Regions from separate parts of the Mus musculus genome. Here region 1 is linked to region 2. A link is a contact called in ENCODE Hi-C or POLR2A ChIA-PET data. All regions are on one chromosome and are shown on one strand. The core of a region is the stretch at or near the end of the contact, and the rest is flanking DNA. Distances in the headings are between cores, read along the strand shown.

The links. A loop is a pair of places that touch in the nucleus more often than their neighbours do. ChIA-PET counts read pairs that join two places held with the same protein, here RNA polymerase II (POLR2A).
Region 1: a map of heart shows a loop between it and region 2 (6-fold over the local background). The contact joins two enhancer-like sites. A Hi-C loop is called at or near these places in 7 of 37 maps with a recorded cell type or tissue (CH12.LX, T-helper 17 cell, heart and 2 more). POLR2A ChIA-PET finds 5 or more read pairs at or near these places in 4 of 5 experiments (Patski and embryonic stem cell).

The regions. Positions count from the first base shown.
Region 1 is chr11:88,597,612-88,605,141 of GRCm38, forward strand. The region is part of intron 5 of Msi2 (musashi RNA-binding protein 2); the gene reads right to left. Among named protein-coding and RNA genes, the nearest start is that of 0610039H22Rik, 18 kb to the right of the region's middle. Within about 2 kb of position 2,121, at least 3 of the 3 ENCODE cell types and tissues checked have a DNase peak (open chromatin) inside an H3K27ac peak, as active enhancers do; they include heart, where a contact is called at or near this core.
Region 2 is chr11:88,554,238-88,561,253 of GRCm38, forward strand. The region is part of intron 6 of Msi2 (musashi RNA-binding protein 2); the gene reads right to left. Among named protein-coding and RNA genes, the nearest start is that of 0610039H22Rik, 62 kb to the right of the region's middle. Within about 2 kb of position 1,285, at least 2 of the 3 ENCODE cell types and tissues checked have a DNase peak (open chromatin) inside an H3K27ac peak, as active enhancers do; they include heart, where a contact is called at or near this core.

The sequences.
Region 1 (7,530 bases), core at 871-3,370, 44 kb after region 2:
CTACACCAAAGATCAAACTTCTATACTGTGAGAGAATGCATTTCTGTTGTTTAAACTACCTATATAGTCTGTACACACACACACACACACACACACACACACACACACACACACACACACACCTACCTGTATGCCCTATAACAAAGGTCTACTCAGGAAAGGTCTGGGGTACTCCTTCCTCATGCTCATATTTTCTGGGTAATAACAGACCCAGAATCTGCCTGGACGCTTTCCACCAATACTCCCATTTGTGTGACCATCTAAAGGAAAGCAGGGTGCCATCTCCAAAGGAAAACGGGGTAAACCCACAGACAGCATCTATCAAAGGTGCCCGATGGCAGGGTGGTACAGGAAGGGCAGAACCAAGGACGATAAGGAAGGCGACCCAGGCTCTGAGTAGGGAGGTCAGATCCTGGAGAAGGCACATGAGAAAGAAGGGCCAGCGTCTGCAACTGGGAAGACTGCTACCACACACGAGAAAGGTTCTTGTGCTCAAAGGAAAGCCTTTGGGGGGGGGGCTTTTCCAAGCATAGAGCTCTCTGTGGGCCTGGTCTGGTCTCTGCCCTTCCCACAAGGTACCTTAGAAGGGCCTCATGCTGTTCAACAACAGGTCTCAGCCTCTCTTTCCAGCTCAGGACACTGGGCACGCAGTGCCAATGTGGAGTCAGAGCCCCTCCCCCTCCGTTCACAGAAGTCTCTGGCCCTTCATTTGTGATGTTGACTAATTTTTCCCCCTGAGGGTACCGTAAGAAACAAGTCTGACTCCTGGCCCTTCTAATTTTAAAACTTAAGATGCAAAAATGACAAGGTAGTTTCTGCTGATTCTGCTATCTTACGGAACAGGCTAGCTACCTTCCCAGTAACTCCAATCTTAGGACCATACTCAAGAGTCTAGAGCACCCTTCCAGCCAAAAACTTTCACACACGTATTGGTGGAGGCCACAAAGCAAAGGCCCAAATGTTGGCCAATGGACGAGTGAACAAAAGGACAGCATGGCATTTGGCAGGAAGAAGAACAGAGCAGTGACAGGGGAGGCCCACAAGAGCCCTGAATCCTCATACTAAGTAAAGGACAGTCGTTGTCACAGACCACAAACGTGAGACTGCATGCATGAGCGTCTGTAACGGGGATCTTGAGAGGGACATAAGGCAGACTGGGGAAAGGGAAGTCAGAAAAGCCAGTGGTGGCAAAAGAGAGTTCAGGATTTCACTCTGAAAATTCTGTGACGTTGATTGTGGAGGTAGGTGGTGGGTAGGCACATTTTTCTGTGAATATACTTTAAACTGCTGAGTTGTTAACAGGTTAGAATCAACCCAAGCACCCAAGGAAGTGCTCTGCGTGCTCCCCAACCACCCAAGGAAGTGCTCTCTCTGTGCTCCCTTCTGTTTTGTCCTCATTTAGTGCCTCAAGTCACACCCACAGTTCCGCACCCAGAGGGGAAAGTCTAAGTAACAATATTTTATGTTGCCTATTTCAGAAGTTAATTTAACTTCAGGGGGAACTAATTACAAAAACAACCACCAACGTTTCTGTGCTCTCTCTCCCTTCCTGTCTAGAAAGACCTGCCAGAAAGCGCTAGGGTTCAAGCTACAGTTTGGCATTCTGTCTAAATAGCTTTAAAATTGGAAGGGGGGAAAAATAGCCTTCATCTATATGGGGTTGGGATATAATTTACACACAATTATACAACACGGTCAGGTTACAACATTACCTCTGATTAAAACAACAGTAGCTCAGTAACAAGAGGAAGCGACCTCATAACGCAGTGACGGGATGCTTTCCTGGGCTGTCGCCACCCCACCCTCACTCCCAGAAACCCTCTGCAAGGCTCCCTCCCAGACTCAATTTAAAAAATACTACTTCCTCTTACCCCCGGGGGAAAGCGGCAGCTGCAGGGGTGACCTGTCCACAGATCATATCAGAGAGTAATATCCTAGACAGTGGCATTGAATCAGACTGGGCTGCGGGCCGTAACAGAAAAGGCAGGGAGATGAGTATTGCTTTGAAGAAGCACAGGAAATTAAAGAGCGTGATCCACACATCAACCGATGCTGAGCGAGGAGGCTGGCTGCTCCTCATCCCTACCACAGGCATCCAAGCTGCTTAGTACCCACAGACAGCTGCTCCATCCTCGGGAACTCCCCCGCCCCCATACTCCCAACACTGTTCCATGAGTCGGACTCACTGGGATGAAAGCACCTGAACTTCCTCCTGTGTTCCAACAATGACCAATACATTTCTGTAATTAAAACCCATCGTCTTTGGAACTGTGCCTTTAGACTACATCAGACAAGGGCTACACCCTTTACTGTGGTGAGCCAGTGAGGAAGCTGCAAGAGGCCCCTCCTGAGAGACCCGGCCAGGCAGCCAAAGGCAGTTCTTCATAAGCCACTGGGAAGAGTGGGAGAAAAGAAGTCAGACAAGATGGCAGACTGCTATAAACCCCTCCTAGAACCTGAGCTCATGGATCCCTCTGTGCCCATCCAAAGAGAAATCCTTCTAACTATATCCAGCGTGGTAGCATAGACCTAGAGTGATTTTGCAACCGTAAGAACAAGTTTAAACTATCATAGGTCAGTCTACCCATGCCTGCCTTTCTAGCACACCTCTGTATAGTATATAACAAGAATGAATGAAGTTCCCTAATAACTCTGAAGTTCACTTTCCCTTCTATCAAATGGGTGTAAGACCCTAGCCTAAAAAATATAAGTGGAGACTACCTGCTATTGTGAAATTACAACTGAGCATGCACACACATGGGGGAGGGGCAGAGAAAGAAATTGATTGATGATTAACTGCCTTTTTTTTTGCTTCCTCTAACAATAAAGTTAAGAGAAAATCCACCTCCTGACTGAGCCTGCATATATAAACAGCCTCCCTGAGATCTAGCTCCCCCATCGCCTCTTTGCTCTGATCTCTCGGTGTCTATCTTGGTGTTCAACCTGGATAATGTCGGAAGCTCTCCTTGCTGAAATCTAGACCATACGCAGGTATCAGGATGTACTAATAACACCGTAAGCTCAAAGAATCCCTTTCTCTCTCCCAAACACTATGTAGATACCACCAGGGTGGTAGATGGTTTCCCACATGGAAATTAAGTTTCAAACCGCCTCACAATCCAAAGTGCATGCCTGCTCTTTGGCCCAGCTCTGTGGTGGGTCTCCTCGTCCTCCACAGCGACCTTCAAGAAACACCAACAATGGGCTGAGAAGCTGTGCCGGAAAAATTCACATCACTCCCACTGCAAGAATTACAGACTCTCAGATACACAACTACAACAAGCCTTGCTTCAGTAGATGCCACTGGGCCTGGGAAAGACAGCCCAAGTGAGGAATTCCAGACCCTTCCCTCTGGTAATCTGGGAGTTATCTATAAGAACAACAACCTGGCCTGGTCCTCTGGAGACAGAATAAAAACTTTGCTGCTTGGCAGGTTCTAAAAACCCCTGCACCCCATCCCCCAAGCCCTCCAGTTGATTTCATGAAAAGAACAAATGGCGGCCTTAACCCTTAGCCCTGATTACCGTCATTACCATATTTTAGGTGTACGTGGCAATCAGCTCCTGATGAGCCCTGCTTTACCTAATCCACTGCACTGATAGAGCCTTGCATTGGTGATCCTGTCCTGCAGATGCTCGGCCCTGACTGCCACCTTAGTTCCAGAGGGCCATGCCCAACCCCACCCTCAACAGTTCTTTACACATTCCCAAAAGGCTAGAATGTGCAGCCAGGTTTCGGCAAAAGGCTACTTCGGGTAACCTCGGGGAAGAAAAGGGAAGTGGGATGGACAACGACGGACAGCCGGGCTCTTTTCTACCATTGCCCTATCAGGATACAAAGGAAAAAAGATAAACAGATGAGCAGAGAGGCCATCCATCAGGAACCCACTGTCGCAGTGCAACCTTTTTCCTAGCTTAAGAGACAATAATCTCGGGGGCTGGAGAGATGGCTCAGCGGTTAAGAGTACCAACTGCTCTTCCGGAGGTCCTGAGTTCAAATCCCAGCAACCACATGGTGGCTCACAACCACCCATAGTGATATCTGATGCCCCCTTCTGGTGTGTCTGAAGACATCTACAGTGTACTTACATATAATAATAAATAAATCTTTAAAAAAAGAGAGAGAGAATATGTCTGGGAACTGCTGCAAAAACCACAGAAGACATGTTAAAGCGCTTGCTCAGTCCATAGAACACTCTTCAGAGATGTGTACTGATCCCAGTGGAGTGAAAACACAGACAAGAAGGTTTGGAAGGAAGGAAGGAAGGAAGGAAGGAAGGGAGGGAGGGAGGGAGGGAGGGAGGGAGGGAGGGAGGGAGGGAGGGAGGGAGGGAGGGAGGGAGGGAAAGATCATTTCTAGTAGTAAGCCTTCTCTGTCAAGTGTGTTCTGAGGATCAAGCGCTGTGTTAGGCTTGGCAGAGGAGATGCTCACAGCAAGTAAAGAGGCTGGGCTTAAGAACACAGGATTGATCGTGGCCTGAAGGATGAAGGTCAGCCAGGAATACCCAGGAGAAAAGGGCCTCCAAGGCAGAAGCTCCAATATCCTCAGTGGCGATCGAGCATGAGCTATTGGTGGCCGCTAGTCTGGTAGTGTGCAGAGTCTAACTGGGCAGGTGAGACAGGAAGGCTCTTGCAGGCCGTGCCAGAGAAACAGAACCTCCATGGGGCTTAAACAGGGGAGGGGGCTCTTCAATCCTGTTGTTAAGGAGAAAAACACATCTATTCCAGGCGGAAAGATAGGCCGAGTCGTTCCAATGCTAGCAAGAAGGTTTGGACAAAAGGACAGGGTGTGAACCAGGGAGGAGATACCTGGATACTAGGACTACTAACTAAATTGCAAAAGGGGGGTCAGCTTTTATGCCCCAAGACCTCTTCCTGCCTCTGCTGCTATCCTGTTCTAGAAACATCCTAAGAGCAGGAGGAGAGGTGAAGCCACAGTTACATAAAGAGAGATAAGCACACTGCACCCTTGGCTCAGTGGTCTTTGAAATACGCGACCTTCTGTTAAGTCATAAATTTAAACTGTCTTGGGGGAGGTGGGAAATCCACCTCTCTTGTCCCCATAGGAAGTGCTGGTGTGGTTCCCCATATTCTACAAGTAGGGGGGAGAAGGGGGGACACAAAGAAGTGTTTGCAGTTAGACAGTATTTTTTTTTCATTAATTTCATTTTTTTAACCATTTCACCCTTCAAAAATGCAAGGTGATCTTTCTAAACCCATGAGGGCTGCTGATGCTCTGATAAGAGTGCTGATTCGGAGACTGGAGGGAGGGCAGGAGTGGGCACCGATCCCAGGATCCTGAGCAGGCCATGCAGGCAGATCAAAAAGAGCAAGAACTTCCACCAGTGATTTATGATGTGACCTCGGTGAGTCGCTGAGCTCCGTTTTCTTCTGTACAGAAGGAGATGGAAATCAAGTGTGCAGGCATCAGATGGGAAGGCACCAAGAGCACCCACAAGCTAGAATCCCTGTGCTCAAGAGGCTGAAACAAAAATGTGGAGAGTTCTAGACCGGCCCGGATAATATAACCAAAATTTGTGTGTGCGCAAACACTCCTTTAAAAAAAAAATTGGCAGGTGTAAAATAATCAGGACACAAAGCATGCTTAACACAGGACCGGGGCTCAAATGGCAGACATGAATCCCTCCCCATCCTTCCACTCCTTAGCCTTTCTTACCTCCGCCTGCTTGCCAGGGAACGAGGGTCAAACCTTCCCTGCCTGCCTCCCTCACCAAGCAGAATAAAAGGCACTTGAAAAGCCAGGAAATGCGCTCCATAAACTAAGAAACGAGTTACACAGACGTCCTTCAGTTTTCTGCACACACAGAGCTGGGGCGAACGAGCTCACCTCTGGCAGAAGCACTGGCAACCATTTGGGAAGGTCGAAGACACCTCAGTACGAAGAACATAGACACAGCCTATGAGAGGCAACGGTTTTATCAGCTTTCACCTCCACAGCTCCTGACCTTCTGAAGAGGAACAGACTGTCCCCCATTAGGAAGGTCATTTGGTGGGAGAGATAAAGCCATCTGTGCCTTGGAGGCAATATTTCTCTGTTACACCAATATCCGAATACATCCGTGTTCTGCTCGTGCCAGGGACACACTTCTATAAACTCTCACATAAAAAGAAAACTTAATTTTTCCAGTGAGGTAAATGGAAAGAGGAAAAGGAGCAACATTCTGAGGAAAAAAATATTACCAAGCAAACAGCACTGGGCCAGCCAGGAACATGGCTACATGTGCCACATTACTGATGGTTTTATAACCACGAGGTCTGCTCCATTGGAAGAACACTTGCACTGGGCAAAGCAATAGAGAAGAGCCTCTCGCTAACTGATCTAGCTGTCTGTTTACTGAGGTTAAGAGACGATGGGGGAGCCCAGACCTGTCAGCCAATGTTCAGGGAACTCATGTGGGCTCACTGCAGAGAGCTATGAAGGCAGTCACGTGGTCCACGGTATGGTGGCTAGCAGTTCTCTCTGAGGAACATTTTTGATAGGAAGGGCCTGTGCTTGGAGGTGAAAGCAGCTAAAGTCACTGTCTTCCATGGGCCATGGCTGTGAGATCTTGATAGAGGCATCTTCAACCCTTGGGGTGGTACCCAGGCCCACCTTGCACTCAGCAACTGCTTTGCAAAATCCAATCTCTCTTTCATCAGAGAAGAAAAAGCCGCCCATCCAGTTAAACCTCATTCACAATTCGCCAGTCATTCATTTCACACACACACACACACACACACACACACACACACACACACACACACACACACACACACACACAGGCTGCTCATGTGCCAGGTGCTGAAATAGGGACTCAGGCAAACACACCACCCAGAAACCATGCCCCCAAGGACAAGGCAGTGGTCAATGTACCCCAGAACAGAATTTGGGGCTTTTATCTGCTTGGCTCACCCCCCGCCCCCGTACTGGGAGTTTAGAAAGAAAAGCAATCTGCAGATGACTCCAAGTCCCTGGACACCATATTCGCCTCCTCTCTTGTTCTTGGGTAATCCATACACTCCTTATTGCAAAGCTGGGCACGAGCTCTCAGGAGATAAAAGCCTTTGTTCCTAAGGAAAACAGCTGGCCAGAGTTCTGTGTAATAGTCACAGAGATGCAAGCAGAAAGCACTGGGATGGACAAGTCTGGCTACACTGAGTCAGCCACACCCTTCCCTTTGCTACTACTTGACCATGTGATGTGGCATTTTGGGGATGTAAAAAGCCCACTGATGACATTTATAAGAAAGCAATGGTATTCACAGATATACTGGCAAATTCCCATCACCTAGGTATGTCATCTGCTGATAAGTCCTCAAGACTAAATGATGAGCATCATGTAACTACCAGGACCTGGAATCCCAAACGAACAAGTTTGAGTCTCTTGCTCTGGAAGATTCCCCCAGCTGCAAAAGAAATGGAGGGAAGGGTGATATGAGCTGGGTCAGAGGCATGGAGAGCTTCAGAGATGAAAGAGATGCCAGACTAGGGTTCTGAAGGCTGAATAGAAGTTTTCCCGGAAAACTGGTCA
Region 2 (7,016 bases), core at 35-2,534:
AGGTCAAAATAACGCCCTGATTTTGAGGAGATCAGCATTAAGGATCACTTGTCCAGTCCATAATGCCTCAGCCAGGAAGCCTTGCTGATTCTGAACTGCTCGGCCCATAACTCAAATATCCCAGGCACAAGATTATAAAGTACTTCCAGACTGCGGGCGGGAGAGAGGCGCAAGCTTTCTTCGTCCATTGATACCTTGTAAGCAGCATTTGAATTCGGGCAGACCCTTTCCACACTGGGTTATAAGTCTCTAGTTCTTTATCATTGCAACTCCTCGCTCTGGTTCTTGTATAGACATGGGGCTATCACAGAACTTAATGACTGGCCAGGAAATGACCCTAAATCCTCTGGTCTGCAAGTCCCTTCAAGCCAAAGATCCTGTCCTGCACCTCAGAAAAATCTTCAACATCCATCTTGCCCATGATAGCGAACGTTACTTCCAGATAAGGCTGGGATTGGCCTGCCTTCAAAACTCCTTCCCCCCATCAAGAGAGAGAGGAGGAGGAGGAGGAGGAGGAGAAGGAGAAAGAGAGAAAAATCCAGTTTCTATCATCAGCCAAAAAGGTGATTCTGCAATGCCCCCCAGTCAGGCAATCCCACAGAAATGTCACAGTCTCAGGGAAAACTAATCTTCACCCAGACCCACCAAGTCCCACTCAGCTTTCCATCCACCTGAGAGACCCCACAAAGCACAAAGCCCGAACAAATACCTCTACACATCTCAGGAATCAGACACTTAAGGAAGGTGTCCACATCTTCACTGAGACCTGGGACAGATACAAAAGGCAATTAACTCCCTCTTGACCAGTGAGCTTCGTGCTCAGGGCCCTGGTTTCCTCCTAACACAGTGTGGGGGTGTTCCAGGCTATGCCCCCTGTTCCAGCTATCCTCCCTGCTCTTCTGACGAAAGCCCTCAACCTCAACCCACTTCCAACTTTTCTACCCAGGAAAGATCATAATTTTGAAAATTTCTTAGAGGGAATATTCCGTTTCCTTAACTGAACAGTGGCTTTCAAAATAGCCCTGACCTTCCTGCCCCTCCCCCTCTCTTCGTCACCGAGCAACAGAAATTAAATTGATTCCCGCTATCAGCACTCTGCATCTCAGTGATTATACCCAGCCACCAGAAAGTCAGCTCTCTCTCCATCCCGCCAACCAAAAGCCTGTTGCTAAATCCAACCCCACAGCTTGGGAAGGAGGGGGTATGGAGGAAGGGGGGTACCCCAAGGGCACAGGTAACAATTTATGCCCCCCTTGTCAATGTGGTCTTATCTCTGTGGCCAGCTCCTTCTGAGAAATGGCAGGCACCCGTTACTGAATCCCCAGAGGGTTGCTTATGGGACCCCTGCTGTTTGGGACAGGTGGCCCAGTGGGGAACTGAAAATTTATGGTCCTCACTACCTTCCTTTTCCTTGTCCCTTTCACTATGCAGAGGGATGCCTGGCTTGTCTCAGGGGACAGGGGACTGGTTCCAACCCATGACTTGGGAAAATGTACGGAAGGCAGAGACTACAGAGGACGAGCCTCCCCCAGAGAGGCCCCTGTGCTTTCTGTCCACAGCACCTACGGCAATCTGTAATTACAAGTGGATTCATATCTGTGTAGTGCTGGTCTGTCAGTTTTCCCCTCTAGATTAGGCCCTGTAAAGGCCAGACCTTCCTTTCCACAGCAGGGTGAACATGTATTAAGTCAGGTCCTAGTGATACAGACTCAGAAATCGGCTACTCAAGAGACTGAGGCAAGGCTGTCTGGACTACAGAGCTTGTTTAAGGACAGCCCTGACAACCCCATCTCATAAAGCAGACTGGAAAGGGACTGCAGCTCAGTGGTAGATCATTCACCTAGAAGACCCAAAGGCCTGGATTCAATCTCAACACTGTAAAACCAAGGCGGAAATGCTTTACGGCCAGCCAGCTACTAGAAACAGGATGTGAACTTTCTGGTAGGGCCCCATCGGGAATTGTTTGATCCACTTGTAACACAAGAACACAAAGTCCTCCTCTTTTCTTTCCTCATACCTCTGGCCAGAAAAATGCAGCCCTGTCTCGTGTGGAAGAAAAGAAAGCGCCAAGGACAGAGCTTTGAGGAAGGGCTTCTGTGCACATTAGACTCAGCTAGGTGCTCACCCATGAAAACCAACTTTTCTTTCTCTCCCCAGACCTTCACATATGTCCTTGATTTAACACCCAGGCCACCCCACTGCCATGCTGAGATCCCCAGGAATAGCAGTCTCCTCCCATCAGCTCCTCCCAGAGAGCAACTGTGAGTTTCAGTCTACTGGCACCCAAGAGGTCTGGCTCAGAGTCATCTGTGAGGGTGACATGCAAGGAAAACCAAGGGCCTTCATTTATTTATTTTTGCCTCACTTTGTCCCAAAGGGACTGGAAGCGTCTTAAAAAGATAACTTACAATATGATTTAGAGAGAGAGAGAGAGAGAGAGAGAGAGAGAGAGAGAGAGAGAGAGAGAGAGAGAGAGGAAAGGAAGGAAGGAAGGAAGGAAGGAAGGGAGGGAGGGAGGGAGGGAGGGAGGGAGGGAGGGAGGGAGGAAGGAAGGAAGGAAGGAAGGAAGGAAGGAAGGAAGGAAGGAAGGAAGGAAGGAAGGAAGGAAGGAAGGAGGAAGGAAGGAGGAAGGAAGGAAGGAAGGAAGGAAGGAAGGAAGGAAGGAAGGAAGGAAGGAGGAAAGATAGATAGATAGATAGATAGATAGATAGATAGATAGATAGATAGATAGATTGATTGATTGATTGATTGATTGATTGATTGTGAGGAAATGAACCGGGATGGGAAATAACAAAAATTCAAAAGTTGGGTTATTGCCCAAAAATATATCTCACCAACTGGCAGAGACACTCCCAAGGAATTCCAAACCCCACCCTGTGGGGGAGTGGAGTGGGGTGGGCAATACTCTCCTGAGGTTCAGGGGTACATGTCACCTGCCACCCAAGTCTCCCATTCCACTTTGGAGACTCAGGAGCAGTGTGCACAGCAGTCTCCAGGCTGCAAGCCTCTCTGATGTCCTGGTGTCAAATGGCTCTCAGCTGGGGAGAAGCAGGTGGCTGGAGTCCCCCACAGCCCCACCCCAGGAGAAGGGAAAAAGCAGGGTGGGGTGGGGGTGGGGTGTTTCCTTCCAAACCAGAGCACATTTTTGTGGCGTGATGGCCTCCTCAACCTCTGGGGAGGGCTCAAGGCTAATCCTTCCAAATCTAAAACTTATGTTTTTGTGTGTGCGTGTGTACAAATGTGTGAGCAGACGTGTACCACAGCATGCACATGGAAGTAAAAGGACAATTAGCAGAGTCAGTTTTCTAAGCTTGGTAGCAGGTGCCTCAGCTTTAGTGATTCACAGTTGTCACAAAGGAGTGGCTTTACTGGAATCCCCACAGCAATCCATACCCTAACGGCTAAGGTTACACTCAACTTTCTACCTCTGTACACTCTGGAAGGTTCCCTGCCCCAAACCAAGTTATCCTGGGCTGCCCATATCCATGCTCATCTTTCTGGAACAAATCTCTCAGCTTCTATTTAACATAGAAGCCTGCCTAGTTTCACCCTAGCTGAGCCAGGTCCAGCCTGGATCTCTCTCCCTTCATTTGCAGACTGGCTATTACGGTTTTGGTTCGGTTTGGTTCCACACTTTGCAGAGAACCCAATAATACCCAGAACACCAGCACACCCGTTTTCCTAGAAATTTATGATCAGGCATTCTTCATTCCTGTATCATCTGTTCCCAGTGTTCTGCATAATGGCAAATATTTACTGAGTGCACTTCCTGTGCTGAGCCCCTGACTGGGTCCCTTTCATAAACTCGCTCATTCACTCCTGGCTGTGGCCCAAGAAGGCAGTGCCTTTATTTTTTCTCCCATTCCATGGATCAGCATACTGAGTCTCAGTGAGGGCCAACTCCTTGTCCCAGGGGTACTTCTAGATACCACACCTATGTTTATTTCCTTTCAAAGCTCTTCACCACTACAGAGCACAGCAATGCCTCCCCTGCTTTCACCATCCATTACAAAACTCTCCTGGGTTCAACAGTTTGGTCACTGGGTTAGGTTCCCCTCCCCTAGGCATACATTTACCCCAAGGGCTGAACCAGTGCCATGACAGTACAGGAAATAACTGCAGGGGTCATGGCCTCACAAGGCCTGGGCTCCACTCTTACTCAAGACCCACAACTTCTCAGACGTCCAGTCTCCCATGTGCTGAGGGGAGCTAATCACCACCCTTCGGTGTCTCCTCAGGCACAGCTAGGATAACACTCAAATACAGGGCTTCCTAGACACAAAGAATTTTCAAGGAAGGGTGAGTTTCTTTACCCCCTCAGACAATCCCACATGGAACATAAATCCATCACTCAGTGCCACCTGAAGAGCAACAGACTCATCATGGAGGGCCTGGGATGTCCCCAGTGGGCCTTCCTTTGAAAGAGAGTCATCCCCCAGTTTTCCTGAGTGGTGAGGCTCTGGACAGTAAAAACGATTTTCTAATTAAGTGGTAAACATGCTATATTGACTTGAAGTGCAAAAGGGACTCAGGGGAGGAGGACAGTGGATTAGAGAGAGAGAGATGCAGCCCAAGGATTGGCTGGGCCTCAGGCCAGGTTGCCTCTAGTGGCCCTGAGTCTCCCCAACTCAATCCCCAGGGAACTGGGACTAGGTGACCTTTAAAAACACAGCCTTTGTCCTTTGTTTGCCAAGAGAGCCTTCCAGAGGCTTCGCTTCCAGTGGTTCTTAAAAATCCCACTTCTTCCCTTTGCTCCCAAGGCTGCTCACGTGAGCCACCGGGAACCTTCCTGGCACAGTTCTCAACACACTTGTCCTCCTTCTGCTTCTTCAACCAGCAAGTTCCATCCCGTCACAGGGATTCTCAATGCCCCTCTGCTGAGAATGACTGTACCCCAGAACTTCACAAAGCTCCTAAGGGAGCCTTCCTGTCCACTCACTCAGCACCAATTACCAGAAACCCCAAACACCATCTCTTACGTGGGCCATTTCTGTTTTCTTCATGGCCAAACACATGGCCTGAGGTTCTTATTACCTGCTGCTCCCTGCATGCCTTCCCTTTAACCTTCCACTAACACGTATGATCCACGGAAGCTAAAGTAGTGACTGTTAAATACCTCTGTGCTGACGCAGTGTAGAAGGTAGACTATAGATGCCTAATAAAAAGCTGTGGGGAGCACGCCACTGCACCCCTATTTATGACAGTCAAGAGAAGTACTCATCAATGGAAAAGCAGATGAAGAGAGTGTATGTGTACATATGTTTGCACATGTGCACACACACACACGTGGGGGCAGTAGTTAGTCATCCATTCTAAAAAAGGGAACTGCTGTCATTTGTGACAGATGGGTGAACCCAACCCTACAGGACGACTCTTATGTTCAGTGAACTAAGTCAGCTCCAATAAGTCAAATCCAACATGGTCACACCCGCACGTGGAATTGAAAGAAGTTGGGACAGAAAAAGAAGCTAGGCAAACAGCAGCTGTCAGGGGTGGGGGTGGGATGTCCAGGAAGGGAAAGAAGTCAGTCAAAGGGCATCAAGTTTCAGCCACAGTCAGGAAGACTCGGCAGCGATTCCTCAGCTAGCATGGTAGCAGCTACAGTTAACCAGAGCACATCACGTCACGCATATCACAACTGCCTACAGAGGGCATTGTAAAGTCACTCACTATGAAAGCATTAGAGGTGATGGGCACATAAACCACTGTGGATCATTCCACAGTACACACAATGCACATACAATCAGGTAAGAATGTAATAACAACTGTCAGTATTTACTATGGCTGTGCCATGGCTCACACAGGGGTCAGAGGACAACCTCGGGGAGTGAATTCTCTCCTTTCACCAAACAGGTTAAGAGAATTGAACTCAGACTGCCAGGCTTGGTAGCAGGCACCTTTATCCACTTGAGTCATCTCACAGGTATAAATAAGTACAAATAACACTTTTAAAAAACTAGGGCCTAATCCCAATCCAGCGTACCACTTATTAACTAGCTGCCGTTGCAAAAACTCTACTTTCAAACTTATTTTATTCTACACAAAATAAATTCTGTACTTAAAAAAAAAATTATACCACCCAAATAATTTGCTGAGAAAGGAGATAGGAAAACCCACCATTGTGACACAAAGCGACAAGTGTGCAGATGAATAGGATGCTGAAGAAGAGGTGGTGGCTAAGTGTGACTAGCTCTACAGATGGACGCTGGGGATGTCCACAGATGATGCTTGGTTGGGGGCAAGGGAAACCCAACCCATGCTGGCAAAGTCTATGAACCAGGCAGGGGTAGGCCACCATAGACAGTGGGAAAAACCACTGGCCTCAGAATTCATGTTCCCGGTTTACAAACCGGTTTCCCCATGATACTAGTTTCCACATGCTGTCCTGTGAGCACAGCGCCTGGTACCTTCAAACACTCCAACCCTGTTGTCTCGTTTTTTCTAGAATTAATGTCAGTGAACAATGTGTTTCTGGGATCGTATCCTTCTGAAGACTCCAGGAGAACCTTCATGGTGCCTCTCTCTTTCCTACTGTCTACTGCTGGTCAGCCCTCTGCGGTGAGCGGATCACTAGCAGGCTTCACAGAGCATTCCTGCCCACAGGAGGTCTCTCAGCCCAATTTCCATCCTCTGATAAAGCTACGAGTCACTGCGACAGGGCTTGCCCCAGCCCAGCACAACCTCACTAATTATATCTGCAAAGACCCTATGTCCTAACAAAGCTTCTTTCTGAAGTTCCAGGTGGACATGGACTGGGGGACGTGCCACCACTTCAGCCAGAACGCCACCAACTCAGCAGGCAACTTCACGGCAGTCACTTAACATGTCCAAGAAACCCTTCTGCTCAACATGGGCCCCAAATTCCTTCCCCTGGAGCAAGGCTTTAGCAGGCACTGACTCGGACGCCCCTCATATAAACGGGGGACTTCGGCCTGGGCTAAAAGTCCAGGAGCCTGGAGATTTGTAGTGTCAGGAAGCAGGGAAGAGAGGCTCATCCAGGGCAGTCAGAGCCTGAG